Regions from separate parts of the Homo sapiens genome. Here region 2 is linked to region 1. Evidence: chromatin loops called from intact Hi-C (ENCODE). Cell type or tissue: heart right ventricle. All regions are shown on one strand. Each heading gives the region's core, and the rest is flanking DNA. Links, peaks and the distances in the headings are about the cores only. Region 1 has its middle 120 kb from the start of PBX1. Region 2 overlaps PBX1 (PBX homeobox 1).

Region 1 (16,056 bases), core at 3,193-11,192:
CCAAGTAGCTGGGAGTACAGGTGCCTGCCACGACACCTGTCTAATTTTTGTATTTTTAGTAGAGGCGAGGTTTCACAGTGTTGGCCAGATTGGTCTCAAACTCCTGACCTCAGGTGATCTAGTCACCTTGGCCTCCCAAAGTGCTGGGATTACAGGTGTGAACCACCACAGTTAGCCTAAACCTCTTTTCTTTATAAGTTTTTTGTTTAAAATGCAATTTAAAGTTATGACAATAACTTTCATTTGCCTAAATTGTTACACTTACAGACAATCCAACTTTTATTGTTTTTCTATATGAAAATATTATTAGAGACGGTGGGGAAAGAAGGGATCAATGAATTTTATAGACACTGAATTAACATGCCTATCATCTTTCATATAATTATTTGGCAATATGTTTTGTTATTGGGGTATTGTGACATATATCAAATGAAAGCTTTTCCTACTAATAAAGAGCCAAAGTTTGTTGTTGACTTTTTAAAAATATAAATTAGAGTAGATCCAGTGTTATCCTATTATAATCACTCTGATCATCTGTATTCCTATATATATGTATGAATTTGGGAGGAATGGGTACATCTACAATCGCCAGGAAAATATTTAACCCATATTCTATTTCGTCTGTCTTGCATATTTGAACATATTAGGACAAAGGAGTTAAGAGTCATTGGTCTAACTAATCAACCATTGTTGTCTACCTTACAAGATTGTTAGCTGAAGTTTTAGAGCTAAGTTGGTGTTGGCTTAATGTATGTATACATTTAGGCACACTTTAAAATTATTGCCCTTTTACTTGACTGGGCTTGGATGTTGAATTTGTCACTAGGTAAGGTAGGCATAAGTATTATTTAACAATTGTCCTACAAGACACATTGGCTAGGTTGGCCCTCTGAGCATACATTTTAATAGCCCGAGTCAGTATTTCACACATGAAAAGGAACACAGGAACTACTACAAAAGCAGTTCCTTCCAGTGAGTGTCAGAAAGTATCAGAACTGGTAAAGTGCTTCAGAATGAAAACAGCTATAAGAACGTGAGATATTATTATATAGTATGAGAAACAAAACAATGGAGTATAGATGGCATTTACCTGCAGGGGATTGATATCAGTGACTTTATCATATTCAACTCAATAACTTGCTCTTTTAGTTGGAGAGGTGGTAAGGGAGTGAGAAATTACCAGGTGCTTAAGAAGACAAAAACAACCAAAAAACCTGCGCCGAGCACTGACTCATGATTTCCGGGCTGAAAGTAGATGTCATTAATGACCCTTTTTATTCATGCAGAGGTTCTCAAAGAGGAGCATAATGTTCCATTAGTAATAATTGAAAAAGTCTTTCTTCGGAATTATGTCAAAATCTAAAGATGATGCTTCTGCCAAAACATTTTGGTGACAAACGTGTGAAGTATTTGACAGAAGGTGCCACTGCAGGTTGAAGAGGCTTCTTGAGGAGATTCTCAGAGGATCTGGAGGGAACAGGCTAACATGAGACTGACAGCATCAGCACAAAATTCCCACCTTAGGTCCTGGTCTTTGAGAATCACAGTGCTCCTTCTTATTGATAGTTCAATCTTACTTGCATGCTCCAGTTTTAACCAATGTTGGTGGAAACATAAAACTAAGACACATTGGATAGGTAGGCCTTCCATGACATAATTTTGATTTTCACTCTTTCTGTATAATGGCGACTGTATGAGCTCATTGGAAGAGAGTAATAACATGGACTATAACATCAGAGACACAATTTCAAGACCACGGAAGGCCTGTTCTACTCCTGCCTCCCTGTGCCAACCTCAACTGGCCCATCTCCTTTTTGTATTGCTTCTAGACCTCCACCTCATTTATCATTTAATCTTTTCTTCTTGATGCACATTCCAAGTACCAGATTGCTCAATATATAACACGTCAGGGTAAAAGCTGAGCTGAATGTTGCCCTGGAAGTCACGCTGATTTAAAGAAAAAATAAATACAACTTTAGTCTAGCTCTGCAGGCTCTACTGCTCCTTTGTGCCTGTCCTCTGTGGGTACCTCATTGATAGCACATATTTTCCTTTATTGTTTAGTTTTTGCATGTGCCTTTGTTTTTCTACTAGACTGCAAGTCCCTCAGGTCTTAGGACTATTTTACTGAATCAAAACCTTGCCTCTAATCACCTGTGTAGACTTAGACAACTTGCTTAACTTCTCTGAGCCTTGGTTGCCTTATTTGAAATGGAAATAATAATAGCTATTTTATATTGTAAGGATCAAAGGAGATAAATCTTATAAAATATACTATCATAGTACTTGGGACATCATAAATGCTTATTATAAGAAGGAAAATAGGCATCGGGCCTAAAACAGTGGTTAAAAGCTAACAATGGAATGAAATGTCTCCAATAATCTTGGGTTCTCCAGACGAGGGAATTATTAAGGCTGTCCCAGATAAGCTCTAACTTTTATTTATTGTTGTGTCCTCTGGACAAGGGCAGGATTTTGGCTAGGTGATTGAAGCAATCATGGTAGAGCTAACAGAACTAAGAGACTTGGGAGGAGGAACCAGTTTTGGATGGTAAAATGGAATTAATATTATACCAACCGAGTCACATGCTCAGTGAGTTTTGTGCACAAGTGATATTAGAGAACATATAAATTCATCCAATAATTAGTGTGAACCCATTAAGTGTCTCTAAGTGTTATGGCATATAAACATGTATCAAAGGGAAATTATTGGGTCCTAAAAGAAAATGAACAGGTCAGAGTAATTTGTCTGCAAATTTATAGGCTCCTTCCAAATAATATACACTTCTTATTTTCAATATAGTATTTTTATAGATTCTGGGTCCTGATTTAGATACAGAGGTGTTGCTTTTGCTCTTTCAGCCTCACGTGCATTTAGAATTACTTTTCTGATGGGACTGGTAAGTTTGAATTGATCCACCCAGTTTCCCTTGTGATGGCCAGCTAAGATTTATGTCATATCTGATCAGAGTTAACCGCAGTTTGTGACCTTACAACAGATTTTTTTCCTCTATAAATTTAACTGGATGACACCGAGGTTGAACCTGAAAATTTGCCTCAATAGCAATAGAGTCTGACCAGTTTTGCTGCAGTCCAGAGATAGCTGTCAGGGACATAATTTTTAAGTTAAAAATAAACTTTATTCTATATGATCATTATTTGTGGCATACTCTGTGTGCGTGTGTGTGTGTGTGTGTGTGTGTGTGTGTGTGTGTATACTACTACAGTATGAGTTGGGAAGCCAAATCTAACCTATCACATTTTTTAGAAAAAGGTTTTTTTTTTGGAGCACAGCCATACTCATTCATTTAGATATTGTCTATGCAATAGAGACTTAGACAGTGCAGCTCTACCATGTAAAGGCAGAGTCAGGGAGTTGCAACAGATATCTTGTGACTCTTAATGCCTAAAATATTTGCTCTCTGGCCCTTTACAGGGAAAGTTTACCAACCCATATACTTCAGGGAATTAAAACAAAAAAATTGCCTTGTAGTTTGTTTTCTGATAAAACAAACTCATATTCCAAACCAACATTTACACTCTCAGTATTGCAAAGTCAAACGCACTAGGGTAAAGCTGTTCAATTAAACACATTTTTATAAAAAATTTTAACAGTGGGAGTGTAAGAGAAAAACATTGATGCTAAAAATATGGGGGATTTTTGTTCTAAAGCCAATGTTTATTTAGATATATTTACTTTACTTTTTTTATAGTTCTATACTAATCATGTTATTTTTAAAGTTTGTTAATTTAATCAAAACCAAAAGGATTTGTATCTATTATAAAGAATTCTTACAATTCTGTAATAAGACAACAATCAATCTGATAAATATGGGCAAGTAATTTGAGCACATGCTTCACAAAAGAAGATAAATGAGTGGTCAATGAGCACTGGTAATATCCCCTGATAATTACTTATCAGGTAAATAAAATTAGAGGTATACCAGTCACATCCATTAGAATGGCTAAACTAAAAAGGACTGACAATGTGGAGAGTTGGCAAGGGTGTAAAACAAATGGGACTCTCACATACTGCTGGTGAGAATAGAATGTGGTGGAATCATTGCAAAACAGTTTGGGCATTTCTTACAAAGTTAGACATACACTTACCACATGACCCAGATATTTATATGATGAAATACTATTCAGCAAAAAAGAATTGAATCGAATACATGCAACAACATGTATGGATCTTAAATGCATTATGCTGATTGTAAGATGGCAGATGCAAATGGGTACATTCTCAATGATTCCATTTATGGGAAAATATAGAAAAGACAAATCTAATCTGTAGTGACAGCATATCAGTGGTTACTTGGAGTCAGAGGTAGGGGGATTGCCTAAGAAGGCAGATGAAACTTTCTGGGGGTGATCAAAATGTTGTATGCGGTGGGGGTACACAAGGGTATACATTCGTAAAGACTCAGCAGAATGTATCTTTTTGTACATAAATTCTACCTGAATGAAGTTTATTTAAAATTTCAAGTGTTTGAGAAAGGGAGACAGAGAGAGAGAAAGAGAGAGAGAGAGAATGATTATGAGTCAGAAAAAGAACTGGAGACAGGGACACATAAGAGATGGAGACAGTAAGAAAGGGATAGGTGGAGAGTGAGAGCATTTTATTTGCTACATTTCCCAGCAAGGATATAAGGTGGACAAACTCAAAATTAACAGTGAACTTTATAATGCAGGATTCTGAGGTTATGTTCCAAGCTATGCAGCAAGTACCTTACGTAACTTCTTTAGACAGTTTTGTTTTGCTTTCTGTTTAATATTTTTTGCTGTGATTTCAGTGGAGTCAACAGTCAAGTCAAAGAAAAAGTATAGTTTTTCATTCACAGTGGGGAGTTGAGCTTGCATGCTTGGTGCACAAGTCCTTGAGGCAAGAACAAGCAACTTAGTTCCTTAGTGACATTGAGTGGCAAGTGAGGGTTGCCTTTGGAATCCTCCACCTACTCTCTTCTGTACTCTTTCTCCACACCTCATCTGATTTTTTCATCTCCCAGAAAGTGTCCTGTAACCTAATTTTTTGCTTCTCAACATGCTGCCTTCATTCCCCAGTGTACATCATTTCTCAAGGAGAGTTTAAAATGTTACTCCTTAGCAGAAATTACACTAATAGGACTTTCTTAATCCAAAGTTGGGCCCCTTAAGGCATTTCAGACCAGCAAGGGACAGTGAACCTCTCTACAACTCTAAAATTAGACTACTGAGGCACAAGCTTAACTTTGCTAACATGCAAGGCTGTTTTCAAGAACCCAAAGCATATGTACATTCTGAATTAATAGGTAGTAAGAAGTGAACAGAAAATAGCAGATCATTTGTGCCCTTTAATGTTCCCTGTCTTACAAGGGCCCCTAATATCTATCAGTCTGTACTGAATATTTTTTTTGTGTGTGTGTTCCTTCAAGTATTTTAGTATAATTTGTACTACATTACAGCACTTTGCATTTTCTAGTCCTATCATGTGTTTAAATCTTGCCTGCTTTTGCCTGGCTTAGTTCCCATTTGTCAGTAAAGAGACAAATTATTACTCCTTCACCTTCATGTAAAAGCTTCTCATTGCTCAAGGTATGTGCCACCTGGCAATAGTACCAGCTGTGTCACCAAAGGCATGTGACTTCTAGCATGGATGTTTTGCTAAACTCTGGCAGTATTACCTTGTGATTCTGATGCCTCACAATTGTTTGCCCTTTCATATAATCCTCAGTCCTCATCTGTGGCCATTCCTTACTTCTTGCATTAGTCTGTTACTTCTCTACCTCTTACTCCAACATCATATTTCTGATTACAGCCTCTTTTCTCTCCAAGTTTCTCTCACTCCCACCATATTTACTCTGTCTCCTGGTCCATCCTCAAATCTATGAGTCATGTCAAGTCTTCGCTTTCTTTCAGATCTGCGCTAGATCACACAATCCATCATTTCACCTACCCATCTTTTGCCAATACTGTTAGCTCTCTTCCTCTTCATCTTTTCAACACATCCTCCTAGCACAAAAAGATGCTGGCTCAATCCCGTCAACCCAGTTATTATTATTACTTTTTCTCTTAAACTTTGGGCACTACAGCTATTCAAGAAAACCGCACACTTTATATAAATTATGGCTTCTATGAATTAATAGTTCATGGCTTTAACACATTTTAATGGAACATTTACTATGTGCCAGACACTGTACTAGGTTCTAAGCATGGAAACATAAAGAATGTTGACTTTTAGGGTCTGTGATCAGCATGAATATCACAGGGGAGGAAAGAAGAATTCTGGGAGAGAGGGACAGAGAGCGAGAGAGAGAGAGAAGGGAGAGAAGAGACAGCATGAACTGATGGCAAATCGTTTAATTCTGAGGTGCCGTCCTTCCCATATTACATCAGATGAGCAGGCTAGAAAAGTCAGTGGGAAGGTTGTGAAATGAAAGCAGCATAAGCTTGAAGTCAGATAGACCAAGATTTGAATCAGAAAGGTCAAAGTTGAGGGCAGAGAGAAGGCTGTTGCAGAAAACTGGCAGTGATGAGAACTTGAACTAGGACAGTGACAAGGACACTTGGGAAGAAAGAAGTTCTATCTGCTATCACCTGACACTTTAATTTAAAGGTAAATAGCACACCAAAGGTAAGAAACAGTTTTCAACTATTAGAAATGCTATGTTTACAAGATGGCAGATTTTCGGATGATAACAAAACATGCTCTTAAAAAATTTCTAGGACAACAACTCAGAAAATCAAAGGCAGCTGAGAAAGGACAGAGTCTTTGTTTCTTCAGAGAGTGAAATAATCTGCCATTATATGGTAGATAACTAGTCCAGCGCTATAATTTAATTTATTACCATCTCAGCACACACCACACATAACCTTCTTTAAGTGTGTCTGGGAGAAACCTAGGAAATCAGTAAAGGCTCCTTGCAGCCAGCCTGGTATTGCCTGCCAGCAGTTTGGGAGCACATCTCTTTCAAAAGGTCACCAAGTTAGGGACTGTGTCCAACTCTCTGTTCAGTGCAGCACTGTTGGGGGCTCTCTATGGGTGCTAGTTTCCCTCTGCTGGCCAGAGAGCTTAGTTACTGCCCTGCTGGGCACAGAGGGTAGTTGGATACTTTCACACTCTCCCTTCTCTTTCTCACTCCCCTCTCAAAATTCTTTTCATACCAAAAAATGCCTGGTAGAAGAAAGAATATATGACAGTTGGAGGAAGCCAGTGCTCCCACACTGTCTGCCAGGAGGTATATTTCTGGGGCAAAGCATAGTGATTTTTTTTTTTTTTGGTGGAAATGTCAGAGTTTATAACAACTTAGAGTTGTTTTTACGTTAAATGTCTGCATCATAATATTCTTGAACCATCTTCTTTCTTAAGTCTAAACTACCCCTTCCTTCCTTCCTTCCTTCCTCCCTCCCTCCCTCCTCTCCTCTCCTCTCTTCTCTCCTCCCCTTCCCTCCCCTCCTCCCTCCTCTCCTCTCCTCTCCTTCCTTTCCTTCCATTTTCCCTCTTTCCTTCCTCCTATTTTCTTTCTTTATATATGTATGCAACTAACTGATAAAACAATATTATTACAGCATTTGAACATTTTCTTTGGACCAGAATTTTCTGGCATTAAAATTCTGACATAGGCTAAAATCAATAAACAAACCAAAAAATTGAGCAAACACACACACACACACACACACACACACAAAAACAGACACACAACTCTACTAAAAAAAAAAAAAAGTAAAGGAGTAAAAAAAGTTAATCTACCAGGACAGAAAACAGAAAAGGAGATGACAGTAGATGGGAGAATTCAACACATTTTTAAAAGAAGGAAGTAGAGAGACAAGTGTTAATTATCTTCGCAGACTAGAAGAAGTTGTAACTAAGTGCCTGTAGCTGTAGACACTGATGTGAAATGAATCAATCCCCTCTGCAAAGCCCTGAGAGGTTCAGCATTTGGAGGCATATGTGGAAGACAAGGATGAGGCACTGGAGTGAAAGTGGGGTTAAGTGAAAGTCTGCTTACAGAGTCACTGAGTCCACAGGTACCCTTCCCTGTCCACAAAGTGGTATCCTCCTTTCTCTCCTGTTAGAACAGAGGTTTATACTGTGGAAAAATTATGTAACAAATATATATCAGTCTCTGGGACAACAGTGGATATATTGATGTGCAAGGCTGAGAGATGGGACTGAAAACAAAGGGATTAAATGAATATCTGCATAGCAAATTATAAAACATCTTCACCCTTTTCCCATGATCAGCTTCTAGAATGCTGAGAGCCAGAAACATTCATCCTGTTGCTTTCTCATATCTACCACATCTTCACAGTAGGACAGAAGATTGGTTTCTGGAGAAAGGACATTCAGACTTTGAAATTTCTGGCTCCCTTGAATGACAACCTTACTTTTTAAAATTATCTTGCAAAGAAACTTTTGAGGGAAAGTTCTACCTTTGCACGTAAGAACCATGCTCATTTTTAAAAAATAGATTCTTCCTTTTTATTACTGAGTAGTATTTCACAGGATGAATGTAACACAGTTTTGTTTTTTATTTATTTATTTTTATTTTTTTTTGTTTTGAGACAGAGTTTTGCTTTTGTTGCCCAGGCTGGAGTGCAATGGCATGATCTTGGCTTACCGCAACCTCCGCCTCCTGGGTTCAAGAATTTCTCCTGCCTCAGCCTCCTGAGTAGCTGGGACTACAGGCATGTACCACCATGCATGGCTAATTTTGTATTTTTAGGAGAGACAGGGTTTCTCCATGTTGGTTAGGCTGGTCTTGAACTCCCAACCTCAGGTGATCTGACCTCCTCAGCCTCCCAAAGTGCTAGGATTACAGGCATGAGCCACCGCGCCCAGCTCAAGGGCAAAGCCAAGGATTGTCAAGATGGGAAAGCCTCAAATATGAAAGAGAATAACTAAAACAAAGGGAAAAAAGAAAACTCAGAACAGAAACATTGCAGGTAGGGAAAAATACATCTTCAAAAATTATAATTAATATCCTTACAGAAATAAGAGAAACAAAGGAATGTTACTGTAGTTGAATACTCAAGAAAACATTTAGAAAAAATAGTAGAAATAAAACATTTAATATTATGGTTGGAGAAAATATTTTAGGAGGTCCACTAGAAAGTAGAATGAGTCAAAGTAATGAAAAACTAGAGAGAAAAAGGTAAGAAAATTAGAGGATTGTTTCAATAGTGTAATAGTATTTCTAGAAACAAATAGTATTTCTAGAAACAAATAGAGACAATGGAAGTATGTATTATCAAATAAATAATATAAAAACATGTCTAAAAGCAGGATATGTACTTCTAAATTGAACAGGCTTACAAAATGTTTAGTACAATGTGAAAATACACCCAGAAACATAAAATTTCACAACAGGAAATCTCAGCACAAAATTTCAAAACAGAAGGAAAGATTCTAAAAGTCGAGAGAGACTCTGAGAGCAAACATGAAGAGAGAGAAACCAGTTTACATATCAAAAAGCAGAAATGTGAATGATGTGTAATATCTCTAGAGAAACGTTGGGTGCTAGAAGACACTGTGCTAAAAACTCTGAGGCGCTAATTTCCAAATTAGAATTACATACTCAATATATTAGTCAGGAATCTCCAGAGAGACAGAATCAATAGGAGGGAGATAGAGAGATAGATAGATAGATAGATAGACATAATTTATTAGGGAAATTGGCTTGTGTGATTATGGAGGCTGAGAAGTCCCATGACAGGATATCAGCAAGCTGGAGACCCTGGGATGCTGGTAGTGTGGCTCAGCCCAAGTTTCAAAGTCTCAGAGCCAGGGAAGCCAATGGTATAATTATCCATTCAAGGCTGAATGCTTGAGAACCCACATGTTTGCTGGTGCAAGTCCCACAGTCCAAATGCCAGAGAAACTGGAGTTCCGATGTCCAACTTTAGAAGATGGTTGTCCTAGCTTCAGCAGATGGAATGAATTTGCCTTTCCCCTGCTTTTTTGTTCTATCCAGGACCTCAGCTGATTAGATGGTGCCTACACACATTGAGGGTGGGTCTTCCCACTGAGTCCCCACCAACTCACATGTCAATTTTCTCTGGAAACACCCTCAGAGTCACTCCCTCACAGCCACACCCAGAAATAATCCTTACCAGTTCTCTAGGTATTTCTTCATTCAGTCAAGTTAATACCTAAATCGACTTAACCAATTGTGTTGGTTAATTTTGTGTCACTGTGACTGGGTCATGGGTGTCCAATATTTGGCCAAATACGATTTCTAATGTGTGTGTGTGTATGAGGGTGTTTCTGGAGGAGATTAACATTTAAATCATTAGACTGAATAAAGCAGGTTGACTTCTCCAATGTGGGTGGGCCTCATCCAATCGGTTGAGGGCCTTAATAGAATAAAAAGGTAGAAGAAGAGAGAATTTGCTTTCTCTCTCTGCCTGACTGCTTGAGCTGAGCATTGGTCTTCTCCTGCCCTCAGACTGAAATTACACCATTGGCACTCCTTTTTCTTAGGCCTCTGGATGCAGACTGGAACTATACCACTGACTTTTCTGGGATCTCAGCTTGCTGATTTCAGGTCAGGGGAATTCTCATCCTCCATCATTTCTTAAGCCAATTCCTTATTTTTTTTATATATATATATATATATATATATATATATATATGCATAGTATATATATATGCATAGTATATATATATATGAAATAGGTATTGTGTGTATGTGTGTGTATATATGCATATATATATATATATATATATATATATATATATATATATATATAATATATGGAATTTTCCCCAACCCCTTTAACAATCAATGTTTTAGGAAATAATATCCTAAAAATAACCAAAGTTTAGACTTTATTATATTTATTTACTTATTATTATTTTTGAGACAGAGTCTCACTCTGTTGCTCAGGCTGGAGTGCAGTAGTGCAATCTTGGCTCACTACAATCTCCACCTCCTGAGTTCAAGCGATTCTCATGCCTCAGCCTCCCGAGTAGCTGGGACTATAAGTGCATGCCACCACATCCAGCTAATTTTTGTATTTTTAGTAGACACGGGGTTTCACCATGTTTCCCAGGCTGGTCTTGAACTCCTGGCCTCAAGTGATCCACCCGCCTCGGCCTCCCAATGTGCTGGGATTACAGCCATAAGCCACCACGCCCAGCTGCCTTTATTATATTCAAAAATTCATAGTTAGCATCTTCTATATGCATGAACATAAGGTGAGCTATCTTCTAGTTATCTCTTGGAAATGTATGGAATTTTATACACATATTTCATATATAATATATATGAAATGTTATATACACACACGTAATATATGGAATTTTTCCCAACCCCTTTAATAATCAATGTCCTAGGAAATACTATTTCAAAAAATAACTAAATTTTAGCCCTTATGATATTTAAAAATTCATAATTAGCATCCCCTATATGCACAAATATAAGGTGAACGATTTTCTAGTTATCTCTTGGAAAAGAAGAAATGGCCTAATGTTTGAGCCTATACTTTCTCATATTACGACAGAATTCCTCAATTTTTTTAAACAACAAAGTACTTTTTAAATGAAGGCAAATTATCCTTAAATCATTTCAATTAAAGCTCTTTTTTGTTGCTTAGAAAAATCATCTGGTGAAATTATTAAAATAAAGAAGGCAAAAATATTGGTAATTGAGTCATTATTTCTAGGGGTACGATCTCACAACTGCAAGTTTTTGATGTCATTGTGAACAACTTAAAAAGGCAGTATTGTTAACTGGTTAAATTGTGGAAAGAACATTAAATAAATTGTAGTGTTAAAATTATCTTAATTACAATTGTTGAGTGAATGAAATGACCCATTGTCCAAATGATATGTGAATGGGTACTCATGGGGTGAAATACAATTTCTGGTGAAATATGATACATGATTTCAAAAGTATTGCATCTTAAATGACATCGATGGCAGTGAAAAGGATGTACTTTGTAAAACTGTGTTAGTTGATCCAAAATGTGACTTTAATGACGATAAAGTTATTTATACTACAGGTGCACCTGAAAAGTTTGAGTACAATTGTTTCATGAAATGTGAAAGTTAGAAGAAGCATTATATCTAAAATAACATTTTACTTTATTTAATCTGAGACTTTAAATATGTATGTATAACTAAATTAGGAAATGTTATTAAATATTATATGGGATACTAACGGCAGATAATTGCTTTTTTATAATCGTAGTGTAATTTAAATCTTTTTAGGCTGTCCTTCAATGATTACCACTTTCCAGGCTCAAAGCCATTAAAATTTTCTCCTTCTAGATTTGTTCTAATTCCTCAGTCTGTTTCAAGAGATGTAGCAACTTGGAGAGCATTGCATTTCAAATAGGAACATACTGGTTCTGTTTTTGGGGTAAATGCTAAATATGTTCTTTTTTTTATTGTATGTTTTACCTTTTTATTTATGTTTTACCTTTTTGGATAATATCATTTTATTGACCTTTGAGGCTACAGCACATTGGGCTGATGTTCTTAGCAGTCTATAATAAATTCTCAAATCCATTTCTTAGGTGACAACTAAGAGTTCACAGCTCCTTGTCTACAGTTAAGGTTTGGATAAATTCTACCTAATTGTTTTAGTTTTCATAGTACTTGCTTGCAATGAAGCTCACCTACACTTTCTATGTCAACTCACACTGGACCTAACACATATTTAATCCAATCTCTTTGTTTTATGTGCAAAAATACAAAACATAAGACCAGGGAGGTTAAATAACTCATTCAAAATCACAGGTGTTTGGTGGAAGAGTTGGAACTCTTGGCCCTCTGTCCCTCCTGTTAGTACATGGAAGATTTGATAAACAAGAGGAAAATGTTTGCCTCAGGTTCAGGATGAGACTTTCCACCAAGGTAGTAGGACCTTTATTTAGTGTAGTTCCAAGAAGCAAAAAGCAAGCAATAGATTAAACCTACCTGGAGGCCCAGCGTAAAATTTATCTCAAATAAATTTCCACAAATAGCATTTGCAAATATGAAAAGCAAAGGATTTCCATTCAAACTATTGATCCACCTTTTAGTTTAGCAGCCAGCCACGTGAAGTTGGGCATATCAGTTAAACTCTGTGAGCCAAGCTTTATTTTCCTTATCTCTAAAACAGCAAACCAGAAATCCTTTCCAACTTGTGGATGAGAATAAGGCAAGGAGGCAACACAGGTGACCTCCACGATGGTGACCTCAGGCAAGTTATAAAACCTCTGTCTCCAGTTTCTTCATCTGTAAAATGCTGATAGCAATACATCCTATGTATGGCCCAGTTATAGGGTTAAGTGAATTCACTTTTGCAAAATACTTAGAACAATGCCTACACTTAGTAAGTGTTATAGAAGTTTTAAATAAGTGAGAAATAAATATATAATGAGTTAGAGGAGAAGACATACAAACAAATCAGGAATTCATGGGGAATGATGGGCTTTAGGCTTCTTTCACTCTCTTTGTCTCCTCATCCAGCTGTTCAGTCTCCTCCCTCACTTCAAACATCCCCCTCATGGAAAGAAGTGTCTTTTAACATAATGATTTCTTAAGCTATGCTGTTACAGCTATCAATATTAGCAAGTTTGAAATTCGTTGTCATCTTGCTGCCCCATTCTGAATACCTTATGTTTGCTTTGCTTGAATGCAAGGCATGAAGGGTGTGTAGGATAAAGCTTAGGTTTTTTTGGGCAGAGTGAGAATAATAGAAAAGGAGGGGGCAAGGGAATCACGTGAAACCTCCAGGGACCTACAAAGCAGACTGAGGGGTAACCTAAGGGAAACAGTATGTAAGTAAATATTTACATCACTTACATCACTTTCTGGACTCCAAGAGGTTTCGTGATTGAGGTCACTTTATAGCATGGCCTTAGACTATAATGTCAATGATGTCCCCTGGAGTAGTGTGAGCTGTGGCTCTGAACCCATGTTAAATGGACTTCTTGCTGGTGATAGAATGAGCTCAGATGCCTTTATAGTTCTAAGGGAAGGTTACAATTATAATATGATGTAGAAAGTGTTATAATAGAAAAAACATGTGGGATGTTGTAGGAATACAGTGGAGAAAGAAAATAACTTGCTCTGGATGAATTTGGAAATGCTTCCAAAGTAGATGACAACTTAACTCCAAAATCAATCAAGCTTGCACAAGACACTCAGTATTCATCAACCCCCATTCTTTGTCCAGAATTATATCAACACTTCCAAAGAAGGGGAGACTTACGGTCTTGTTGTGGAAACCTTGTTTCTGTAAAGTGTCATTAGTCTGTAACCATGATAAGGGATTGTGGCAGACATAAGTCACATGGAAGAGGTTTCCATCAGTTCTGTGAGAGTTCAAAAAGCACACTATGATCAAACTGAGATAATAGAAAAAAAATTCTGCTCAATGTAATGAAAAGCTTTGTAATAGTCAGCAGCTATTCAAATATGGAATGGTCTGCTTTTGGTAGGAGCAAGCCCTTGTTACTGTGTTTAGATGGAGGTAGGGAGTTGCAGGGGGATTTTTATTTGTTGGGGTAATGCTAATAATAGAAAAAAGTAAATCTCCAATGTCAATGTCGTAGCACAGTTTAAGATTAATTCTTGTTTATGTAATGAACAGTGAGATTTCCTGTTGGCAGGTGACTTTCTCCCTTGTGGTGACTCAGGGCACCAGGCTCCTTCCATCTTTGGCTCTACCATCTCCTTTGGCTTTAGTGTCCTCTGAGCCAGGAAAACAGAAAGTTAGGAAGGAATAAGAAGAGCTGCTCCTTAGCTATCGTGGCCCAGAAATGACATACATCACTTCTGTTCACGTTCTATTGGTGATAAGGTGGTTATATGATTTCACTTAGATACAAGAGAGACTGGCAGATGTGGTCCCTAGTTGGGAAGCCACATCCTAATTAAAAATCTGTAATATGGAAAGAAAACTCCAGTTTTGAATGAACAATTGGCCATCAACACCACAGGATTGAAGCCTCACATGAGATGACTTTAAGATCCCAAGAAACTTGGAATTCTTTGATTCAATTAGGTCCTGATTTCCTCCCTAATTACTTTTGTGATTTTGGACAAGTTGCTTATCTTCTTCCAGCCTCGGTTGATTCATCTATAAAATGACATGAACAATTCTGCTTTAATAAAAAATGACTCGGGGCGTTGTGAAATTTAAATGAAATAATGTGTGTGAAACTGTTTTCTAAGTTAAAAAGTATTCAAAGATATGAAGCATTATTTTAGATAGTTGATTCAACTTAGCTTTTACTTGGACCCATAGTTGAGCTTGGATCTTTTTTTCACATGTCCTTGAAAGATTATTATAATGCTCTGATACCAGAACATATTGAATGACTTATGTTTCTATAGTTTTAGTTTTCACCATTCATTCACTTCTTGAAAGATCTTAAAGTATTTCTTTTACTCAAGAAAATAAATAGTACAAACTGCACCAAATAGAATGTTTTTGCCTGTCATGTAAATACATCCATCTCTTCAATATCATATATTTGCTAGGGCACAGAAATATGGATCATCTGTTAGTTTTGAATGACATTTTGAAATTAAAAGGAGAGATGTGTGCAAAAATGTTTATGAAGTTTAATGATATACAGATAAAAGATATGACTATTGTTGCTATTATAGTAGAAGTTTAAACAGAATGTAGGGGAGTGAAAGTTCTAGTTAACTGAATATTCTATTTAACTGAGATATATCATTCACAGTATTTTAAATCTTCAAATCATAAACCTAAAAAGAAACAGAGAAATCACTCACTTCACTTTTTTATTTAACAGATCAGAAAACTGAGGCTAGTGTGACTGTCAAAGATTATGGGGTAAGATTTCAGTGGCCTTGCACTAAACAGGGTGATATAAGAGATTTCTTTCTATCTAGGATATCTAAGACTTAATATAGTGTTTCTTACTATACCATGGCACTTACTTGTCAAATTTTTTGAAAATTATATTGTTGTAGGGTAGCTAAAAATATAAAAAACACAGGAGATTGGGCAGAATGTACATGTTCTTCACAAATGCCAGAAATTTTCTCTTTTGGGCAACTCTTATATAAAGTGTTTCCTATAGTGTGATGTTTTCTACTTTAATCTGTGGTTT
Region 2 (10,550 bases), core at 209-8,208, 180 kb before region 1:
GAAAGAAGAGTATACTCAGCATTTACAAGGATTACAGCCAATGTCAATGCAGAAGAGAGGCTGGGTAAACTTAGATGGTGCCTAAATGGAAGTATTTCCTATACCCTCTAGCTTGTCTGACACCTGACTTGACACATCAAAAGCTATGCAACCAGGGTTCATTTACAGGGAGGAAGAATCAAAGTTGCTTGGTTTTATAGAACGTATTTAGTGTGAAAGATGGGAGCTTTTCTTCTGGTCCTAACTTCTCATTCTTAAGGAAGATGGAAGTCAAATTGTAGAAAAAAAAAATCTACCCAAATGCCTATTCGATGGGCAGACTCAGGAATCATCCTCTGTGCACTTGGAACTCTTACATTATGGAACCACAGAAACCTTTCTGTTCAGGTATGTCCATTGATCCTTTTCTCAAAGGAGTTAAGAAACTCCATTGGCTAAATGTGCACCCTGGACGTGAATGATTCTTAATTATGGCCAAAAAGATAGACTGTGCAACAAGAGGGATGGCCTCTTGTTTCATGATTATTTCAGTCCAGTAGCCTTGTGTGGCTTATGAAATGGGCAACTAGGCCAGCCTAAGACTGCAGAGCCACCAAGCTAAATCAGCCCCTGAAGGAGAACCTACAGTAAACCAGTCCGTATCCCATCCCCCTGTACTAAATAGCACCCCCCAGGCAGTCCTTTGCGATGCTTTCTCATAGTGCTATCAGCCAAGGAAAATGTTCATAATAGTTTCTGGGAACCTAATTCTCGCCCCCGTTGGGGATAAAAGAAAAGGAAGGCAAAATACAAATACAGACAGACAGAAAGAGAAGGAAGACTGTTAAGAAAATAGGGGAGGAAGGGCGCGGTGGCTCATGCCTGTAATTCCAGCACTTTGGGAGGCTGAGGCAGGCGGATCACAAGGTCAAGAGATCGAGACCATCCAGGCCAACATAGCGAAACCCCGTCTCTACTAAAAATACAAAAATTAGCTGGGCATGGTGTCACGCGCCTGTAGTCCCAGCTACTCCAGAGGCTGAGGCAGGAGAATCGCTTGAATCCGGGAGGCGGAGGTTGCAGTGAGCCAAGACTGTGCCACTGCACTCCAGCTTGGCAACAGAGCAAGACTCCATCTCAAAAAATTAATTAATTTTTTTTTAATGCCGGGCGCAGTGGCTCACGCCTGTAACCCCAGCACTTTGGGAGGCTGAGGTGGGTGGATCACCTGAGGTCAGGAGTTCAAGACCAGCCTGGCCAACACAGTGAAACCCTGTTTCTAATCAAAATATAAAAATTAGCTTGGCGTGGCAGCAGGTGCCTGTAATCCCAGCTACTCGGGAGGCTGAAGCAGGAAAATCGCTTAAGCCCGGGAGGCAGAGGTTGCAGTGAGGCGAGATCGCACCACTGCACTCCAGCCTGGGTGACAGAGCAAGACTCCATCACAAAAAAAAAAAGAAAAGAAAAGAATATAGGGGAAAACATTTCTTTGACTTTCCTCTCAAAACCTGAAGTCAACAGTTACAAAATTAATCATGTATTCAGCAACCTACTCAGCACCAGACCTGATTTTAGGCCACGAGAATATGGTTATAGACAAGTCCCTATTTCATGTCACAGGGTGGTGAGGTGGAACAAAAAAGAAAAAAGATTGCACACACACACCCACATACTCACAAATGCACATGCACGCATATGAACTTCCTTAAGCCTAAACTGCAAAAAGGGCTATTTTTAAAGATGCATAATTTTATCATGTTTCAATGCATATAAAAATTAGAATTAGCTAGAATTACACTAACAAAATATAGCCTCAAAATAATGCCTTATGAAATCTGCTTGAATAAGTAAAACAGATGTGCTATTTTGGATCTTCAAATACAAATGGTGTTTTTAAAGTACCTTAATACAAATTTTTTAAAAGAAGTTCATGTTTTTCTATAAAGATTTGCTGGTTTTGCTGGTTTTTTGATAGGATCTCACTCTGCTGCCAGGTCCAATCATGGCTCACTGCAGCCTTGACCTCCCTGGGCTCAAGTGATCCTCCCACCTCAGCCTCCTGAGTAGCTAGGACTACAGATGTGTGCTACCACGCCTGGCTAATTCTTTAATTTTTTGTAGAAACAGGGTCTCACTATGTTGACCAGGCTGGTCTCAAATGCTTAGGCTGGTCTCAAACTCCTAGGCTCAAGTGATCCTCCCACCTCGGCCTCCCAAAGTGCTGGGATTACAGGCATGGGCCACGGCGCCTGGCCTCCAAAGAAATATTTAAAAGGCAAACTCATTATTTTTCCTAGGCTTTCTCCACTTCACTCTCCACAATTATGTATAAAAATTGCTTCCAGCCCTACTTCTGGATCTAAAAACAGGATTTTTTTTAACCTGAAAAAACTAGAAGATCCATGGATGGTCTTTCAGGAGTTCCTCAGCTTCCTGAAATTCCATGGGGAAAAAAAAAATGTGTGTATCTAGGCTAATTTTCTGGAACTAGACCATAAATTTCCTCAGAAAATAAAGGGACACATGACCCAAGGGAGGTGAACTGCTCCCTGTGGTCAAGGCGAGTACTTAGGCTTTGTACCAAGGACTAAGATGGTGTAGGAGTTAATTTTTCAAAGGTGTAAGAAAGCACCCACTGCCTTGTATAGGTCATTTTCCTCTCCTTGAGCACTCCCCACCGATCCCCTCACTCACTGCCCCTTCACTGAATAACCCAGTAAGTAAGTCAGCTGCTTGAAAGATATTGTAAATAGCTCCAACAAAGTGCAGTTTGGGGCAGATTCCAATTAGCCTTCACTTAATGGTCTTTTTTCCTCTGCCAAGTTTGTGCAGTGAAGATCCAATGCCCCACCCTCTGCCTGGCTCTGAGTTTAGGCGCAGGGAGGAATCAAGTTTGTGCTCAAGCTGATAGATGTCAGCCACAAAGTCTATATGTGTCCCACCTGTAAGCTAAAGAGGGAATCAAAGGTGGTTTCAAAAGGGGTGTGCCTGGCAGTGTGGCAGAGAGCTGGTTTCCTGTGAGTTTCCTTCTTTTGTTTCTCTCCCTGTTGTCTAACCCTAAATTTCCCTGCTGCCACTTAATTATCCCTGATCATTTTACCCTTTTCTCTGCTTACTGGTTGATTATCTCCCCATTTCATTTGAATCCCAGTGGAGGTACATAAGCGCTAAAAACAAAGCTGATGGCCAATTAAAAGGTAAGTGCCTTATGTTAAAAGCCAGAACATTATACTTCAATATTCATAATTAGGTAGCTTTTGAATGGCTGAAGAACAACGCAAGTCCATATAGAGGGCTAATCAGGGCACCTATATTTTGCAATCCAAATCAACCAATGCCTATTAAACTGATTGCTGTGAATTGCCAGCTTCCTTATTGGCTGGCTCAGAGCCTCAGTACTTCATAAATATTAGAGATGTAAAAGACCAAGGAGTTCCTAATGTGTTTATTTCGTTATAATGAATTCTTCAGGCAAGTGATAGGATTACTGAAGCAGAGCTTGGTAAAAAAACCCTACTGATTTTGGCAGCTCTGCTATTCTTCAGGAGTAGCATCTAAATATTACTGAGAAATAGAGCATAAAGATTATTCACTTGGGTGTAATTTTTTTGAGAAAAGGAAAATAAAAATTTATCTTCCACTCTTTCATTTATTTTCCAAATTATCAGATCACTGAAATTTCCACTGGAGCTGTGCAAAATTAAACCGAGACAAGAGCAAGTGAGCAACGGAGTAGGAGACAGTCATTGACAAGGTTCAAGTGCACTTCAGCACTCCCCAGGAAACCCTTACCCCAGCCTGGGAGAAGGCTGGGCTAGTGCTGATCATCTTGAGTGCCCCCCCCCCCCCGCCGTGATTATTCTCCCTGGGGTAAGTCAACTTAGAATCTCCTCTCCGAACTTTTAAGTGTTTGCTAATAATGCACTTAATTTTGGTGGTGGGGAGGCGGGGAGGAGGAGAGTTGTTCAGTCTTGCTTACAGAGTTACGACAATGCCACCTTATAATTCAAGAGCAATGGCAGGCCAGAGAAATGCTCACAGACACCAGGCAAACGCTTTCTAGAAAAGAATTAAGCATTATGATCTCTGCTCTTTGCAAATGCTCTGTCCACTGGGAGGCAGCATAGGCCGCTGGAAAGAAAAATGGGCCAGAGATCTGGGTTCTAATCCCTGAGATGTTACTGATTTGGGGTATGTGTTATGGCCAGCAACAGAATCCTGGTTTAAAATATAGGGCAAAAAAAAGAAAATGGGACAAGAGATGCGGAAGCACTTTGGAGGTAAAGATAGAGCCTGCTGAAAGGAGATCCACACATGTAGAAGTTAGTGGAATATGGAAACTGGTCTTTTTTAACTGTAACTGATCCCCAATGTGGAAAGACTACTATAGGGATTTAAAATAACAGAACAAAGCAAGTACATTTTTAAGACACAATTTTCTAAAGTGTGTTTTTAAGAATCCTGGTCCAGGGAAAAGGTCCTCAGGTCAAATAAATTCTGAAAATGCTAACCACTCCACCACACACACCCCTCTGAGAGATTTACAACACACATTAACATATTAAACCTCGGGGAAGCCCTGTAGTTCAGAAAGCTCTTTTAACTCCCAATCTTACTTGGCAATACAACGCTTCCTCACATACAAACACTAAAACAAATAACCAGCTCCAAGGAGCACACCAAGAAATGCTGTTTTAAACTACTATACATGGCAATAATGTCTGATCCCATATTGGAAAGAAAACATTACTGAACCACCATCCATAGTCTTGGGTGGCTGATCTAGCGGTCTGTGCCATTTTATCCACAATCTCCTCCTTATTCTCTCTGATCAACAACATGCATTTGTGAGGCAGCTGGCCAAGGTGAAAGGTTAATTCTGTGGCCATGAAACTCAGCCCAGCTAACAGACTCAAATGGGGGCTGAACCTTGTCACCTTGGTCCCATTAGCTCTAACCAACTGGGTTGAGTAGCCACAGACATTAGTCTTAGTTATAATCTCTAGGGGGGATAAAAATTTAAAGGCACCAGCACATGGCCAATGAGCTTTAGCATATAAATTTGAGGAGTTTTTAAAATAATATTTAAGATGAAGTTATACTATTTTATAACAGGAAAAAGATAGTCAAGAGGTAATAAAATATGACCTCTGGATCTGGACTCCAGGTGGGTTCAAGTCCCAGTTCTACCATTTAACAGCTGTATGGCCTTGAGCAAATTACTTAACTTATTTGAACCTCAGTCTCAAAATCTGTAAATCAGAATAAACATATTCCATTTCTCAAAGGATTATTATGAGGATTATGTGAAATGATCTATGTCAATGGGTTTAGCACTATGCCTAGCACATGATGAGTATCAATACATATTAGTAATTATCACTGCATGTAAAAGGACGGAATAATCTCAGAAAATGCAGCTCCCTCTGAAGTTAGCATTGGGAACATGCAATTTTGGATTTTTTTTTCTGTCACATGAAGTGTTCTTACCTTGTATTTATCAGAGAATATGCCTCTTAACCTTCACTGAAAATTTCAGTGAGGTTGAGATGGCCTCAGTCAGGTTTTTGTCCTTGAGAAAAATTTCTACATTAATAACTTCAATGGCTATAAAATATGATTCAGCTAACCGAAACTCATTTTACTGGTATATTTCCAGGAATATATTTCTCAAGGGAGATACACCCAAGATAATGCTAAGTAATTGCAAGACATTATTATTTGGCCTAGCCAGTGTTTCCCACCAACACAATAATATATAGATCAGTAAACGGAGCTTCCCACCCCTCGTCACAGGAGCAGGAGTAAGGAGGACCTGGGGAGGGAGACCCAGGGGCTGAGAGGGCAGCAGAAGGCACAGAGAATGATCATGAGGGCACCAGGCAGCAGCAGTGTGCCTCCTGGCCTAGACGCTGGTGGCTACATCAAAGACTGCCCAGACTTGTTGACACACGGAATCATCCCCGGGCATGAAGAACCACCATTTGAAAGTTTACAGGGAGTCACACAGCTGCCACTCCAGAGGTGGAGAGAGAGAGAGAGACTAAGCCAACTTTTCCCATCCCTATCCCATGGTTTACAAGACCATATTTCACATAGACATATCCTGAATTTTTCATCTCTGGAGACCCCAGTGAAAGGCATTTCCATGGTGATCACCTGGAAGGCACCTCTGTAACCAAACACAATACCCTGGCCTCCCCAGACTCCTGGCTCTTAACCTCTGCGACCCTTCCAGGCATATCCAACCCAGGGAGGCCAAATCCCAAAGTCGAGAGGGTTTGTGGTCATTCACAGAAGGCCTGTAGGCTCTCCCTCTGGCTCCTTCTACTTCACTCCTCCCCTCTTGTGACAGTTCATTTGTAACTGTCTCGTGGGTTTTATTTAGTTGTGGTGGGCACAATTAAATGCTGTTCTAACTAACAGAATCCTTGTCCAGAAAACAAAAACCACACAAAAGTCAGTCTGGTTACTTTGGCCACGTTTAGCGATTGTTTCACATCACCACCTCGTCGATCCAATCAACGGTGCGGCGGCTGGCTGTTAATAAAGCTAGATAAAAACAAATTGATTACAAAAAGGTCAATTTGGTACCTAACATTTAGAAGGCTAGAGTTTGAGCAGTTGTCATCTATAGGGAATCACCACAGTATAAAATCAGGAATATTACACCTGAACAAATAGTTACTTGCCTGAAAAGAAAAAAAAAATTATTCTAAAAAAAAGAATGTTATTATTACTTTCTTTTATATCTATCAGTGCTAGAAAATTGAACCTAGAGAAAAAGATAGTGACTTAGTTATTTAAAAATTCCTTGTGGTTATTTGAAAGGTTATTTCAACAAGTAGAAATGGAAATAAACTGGTCAACAAGACCAGGGTAACCCACACATTGTTAGAAAAAGAAATGAGGTCCAACTTACTCATTTTTCTTATTTTCAGAAATAAGCTACTATATGGAGAAATTGTGTCCATAAACTTCCTTTGACTCCCAGAGAAACATAAAGTTTTGAAGAATCCTGACTACCTAAGAATTAAGGAAAGAGTTGAATAATCTTAAAGAGTTCAACTGAGGCCAGGCACAGTGAATCACACCTGTAATCTCAGCACTTTGGGAGGCCGAAGTGGGCAGATCACCTGAGGTCAGGAGTTCAAGACCAGCCTGGTCAACATGGTGAAACCCTGACTCTATTAAAAACACAAAAAATTAGCCAGGCGTGGTGACAGGCTCCTGTAGTCCCAGCTACTCAGGAGGCTGAGGCAAGAGAATCGCTTGAACCCAGGAGGTGGAGGCTGTGGTAAGCCAAGATCATGCCACTGCACTATAGCCTGGGCGGCAGAGTGAGACTCCCAACTCAAAAAAAGAAAAAAAGAATTCAACTGACATGACCAGGGAAGCCAGCCTAAGCTGCCGGTCATGCCCTAGAAAACCTGTTTGTCATAACCAAGTACATTATATTAAGGCCCAATTTAGATCTGCAAAATGTGTGGGAGTCCATTTTTTTATGATCTGCTTCCATATTTCACAGGGTTGAAACAGGCAGAGTGAAGCAGCATAGCGCACCAGTCAGCAGCCAGGTGGCAAACATCAATTTTAGGTAGGGACGTTGCAAGTGCCCCAAGTCACATGTCAACATAGAGAATAGGGGAGGTAGGAGTGGGGGTGGCAGCTGCAGAGAACAAAAGAGGAAACGAATAAGATAGGTCCGACCTAAGAAAAAGGAGGTGTCTATGGGCTGACCTGATGGAGTGAACCAGAAATTCAGACGGCAGCACAGCTAGATACTTTAGAACTACCGGCATCCTAAAATCTGGCTCCCAAGCCTCTGTCATAAAGTAGGTCTGTGTCCTCGGTATAGTCACTTAACCACACTTTGCATCACTCTCCTCATTTGTAAAATCAGAGAGGCTGAACCAAATGGTCTCGAAAACATGCTCTAATTTTGTCTATCCTTCTTTCATGTACTTCCACACACAAGGAGGACCCAATCACCGAAGGTCCCAACATAAGGAAGAACGGAATTGTACTTTGCCTCCCGAGTGATTCTGGGCAAGGAACTGTGCTTGGTTTCTTCTGCTTTGTGCTTCTGCTTCCCCAACAACAGACACCCCACAGAAATACCAGAGGAAGGTCATCCTGGGAGTTGATGGAGTTGATCTGCTCAAGTGCTGCTTTACTAGCAAAGCAATAAGTACATGCCAGAAAGTCTTCTAAGGTTCTCGGTGCATACTGGGATCTCCACTGTAGGTTCCAGGAGAAGACAGAGTAGCTGAAGGGGCAATCTACCTGCAGCCCCCAGGTAAAGTCCAGCTTAGAGCATGCTTTGGAGTGGGACTAAGAGTTTGGTCAGGTGCTAGGGTGGAGTCAGATTTCTTCGTTTCTACCTCAAGACACTCTCACCAGAAGAGAAGGAAGACAAGGAAACTGATGTTGTCACCAAAAAGTACTTATTGTTTATTTGTTAAAAACATGGAGCATGACTATGTAACAGACACTGTACTAATTGCTGGTGTTCAGCGTGGGAGAGCTCTGGGCCCCCACGTGCACATATACACAGATCATAACCGCAACACTGTGTGCCAAGGCTGGCTCACAGACAGACACACAATGCTAGGGGGGCTCACAGGAGAGCCTGGAGAAAGTTAGGAATAGCTTTACGGCAATCCTGATACTTCAGCTGATTCCTGAAGGAGGAAAAACAGTTTGCCAGGTAGCGTGGAGAAGAGAGAATGAATTCAAGGCAGAGAACACAGTACAAAGGCTGAGTCAGCAAGGGGTGTGACCTGCTCAGAGAAGAGTGACAAGTTCAGGGCAGTTGGGATAAAATGCTTTCCCTGACAGTCCAGAAAGGTTTTCCGTATGCATACCTAGGTGATTACTTTAGATGCTTTGTCTTACAGGGATGGTAACAAAACACTATAGCTCACAAATTGGAACATAAGGCTTGACATTGCTAAGAAACAAGCTAAATACATAAATAAATAAAAGCAAGGTGCAGAACAGTATTCATGGTATTCTACTAGTTGTATTTTCAAAATTAGGAAAATACATTCATAATTTGTAAAAATATTTCTAGAAGGGTTTTTTTGTTGTTGTTGTTCAGGAAATTCTCATACAGTGATCCCTGGGTGCCACACACTGATGTAAATACTTTGTATACATTAACTCATTTAAACTGCCCAATAACCCTGGGAGGTAGGTCTATTTTTCTTCATACTCAACAGATTAAGAACTGAGGCAGAGTTCAAATCACTTGTCCAAGGTTAATCTGCCAATTCATAACAGGATGGAAAGCCAAGCTGGATACTATCTCCAGTGCTCTTAACCAGGATGCTTTATCACATCTCATGAGACACCAGCAACTCAGTCACCTCCAGAAGGGGAGAGGGACCAGGAAGACGGGAACAGAGGTGGGAGCCCCATCATATTCTGCATCTCTTCCTCCGCCTAGGGCAGTGCTCCAGCTGAGTGCCAGGCACCTTTCCAGTCTAGAATCTTTTGTCTCTTTTCATTCACAAAAAAAAAATGTAAATACAAAAATGGGACTTTTCTGACATTTTTTAGGTACAGATATCATGGGGTGAGGGAAGGAGGAAGAGGCAGGAAGTAAAAGGAAGCCATAGCCAGTTTCCCTTTCTATTCCCGCCACCAAGTCCAGCAGCACTGCTCGAGCAGAGCCAGAGAAACCAGAGCTACGAGAGGTGGCTAAACGCTAGCCTAGAAGACAAACTTGGTCACATAGAAGTCCCCCCATCCCCCTTTCCTTTCTGTGGTCACTTTCTAGATTAGTCTCAACCGTTGCAGCTGCTCAATGGCGACGCATTTGAAATCAAGACTATGGCACCAGAACAATGCAAAATTGCATTAAAAGGGGCAGCTCCCAAGCCTGCTTCTACAAGGGTGTTTCTCAACAATGATAGGTTGGCTGAGGCGCCCAGAGGTGGAAGGTCCAAGCAGAAAAAGCTTTATTACAACCTACCAACTTCAGTGCAATACACCACCCTAGCCCCGCCTCCACCTTCTTGAACTAGGAGCCCATATATTATACTGTGCCATGGTTCATTTCAGCAAAAATCAACTAGCATTCTTCTGACCTGGGGCAAAAAATTTCCTCATTGAGATCCTGAAAAATAACATTACATCATGTTGCCTGTGTCAGGTTTATAAATGGGCCAAGGGGAGGCTGGGGTGTAACCTGACACTATCAAAACACCGGCCCTGGGAGAAGAAAGGAGGGCATTGTTGCAGGCTGTCAGCTCTCCTCTTGCTGGAGGTAAAGTGAGATGCGAGAAATGTTAGTGGGAGGCCAGGCACAGAGCAGGTCCTCACTCCCTATCTCCTAAAAAATCAGGCAGCCTCCCTCCAAAATGGGCTTGTCCCCATTTCCTGTGGGGTATGTCACCCTCTTCTCTACTCTTCCAGCAGAGTAGATGAGCTAAGTAATTTTTATTCCCAAGCCTCAAAGCAAAGAAACAGGCATTGGATGGCAAAGTCCAGGAGCCAATTTTTTTTTTTTCCTAACCAAGGCATTCCTCTAAACAGACAATCAAAAAGAGAACTGAGCCCCAGTG

Evidence for each region. A loop is a pair of places that touch in the nucleus more often than their neighbours do. Peaks named below come from ENCODE experiments on the same cell type or tissue, not always from the same donor. Only the 100,000 strongest peaks of a DNase experiment are listed, where the experiment ranks them.
Region 2: it touches region 1 in a loop (5-fold over the local background); 14 of 110 quality-filtered maps call a loop at or near these places.

What each region holds. Positions count from the first base shown.
Region 1 is chr1:164,431,377-164,447,432 of GRCh38, reverse strand. No RefSeq gene overlaps it. Among named protein-coding and RNA genes, the nearest start is that of PBX1, 120 kb to the left of the region's middle. In heart right ventricle, for the core only: a CTCF peak has its summit at 7,034 (motif pointing left); a DNase peak (open chromatin) is centred at 7,002.
Region 2 is chr1:164,611,576-164,622,125 of GRCh38, reverse strand. The region is part of intron 2 of PBX1 (PBX homeobox 1); the gene reads right to left. Among named protein-coding and RNA genes, the nearest start is that of PBX1, 58 kb to the right of the region's middle. RefSeq lists enhancers at 9,063-9,602, 9,603-10,144, 10,000-10,294, 10,145-10,550. In heart right ventricle, for the core only: a CTCF peak has its summit at 4,087 (motif pointing right); no DNase peak of the experiment used is centred there; H3K27ac peaks cover 4,447 bases.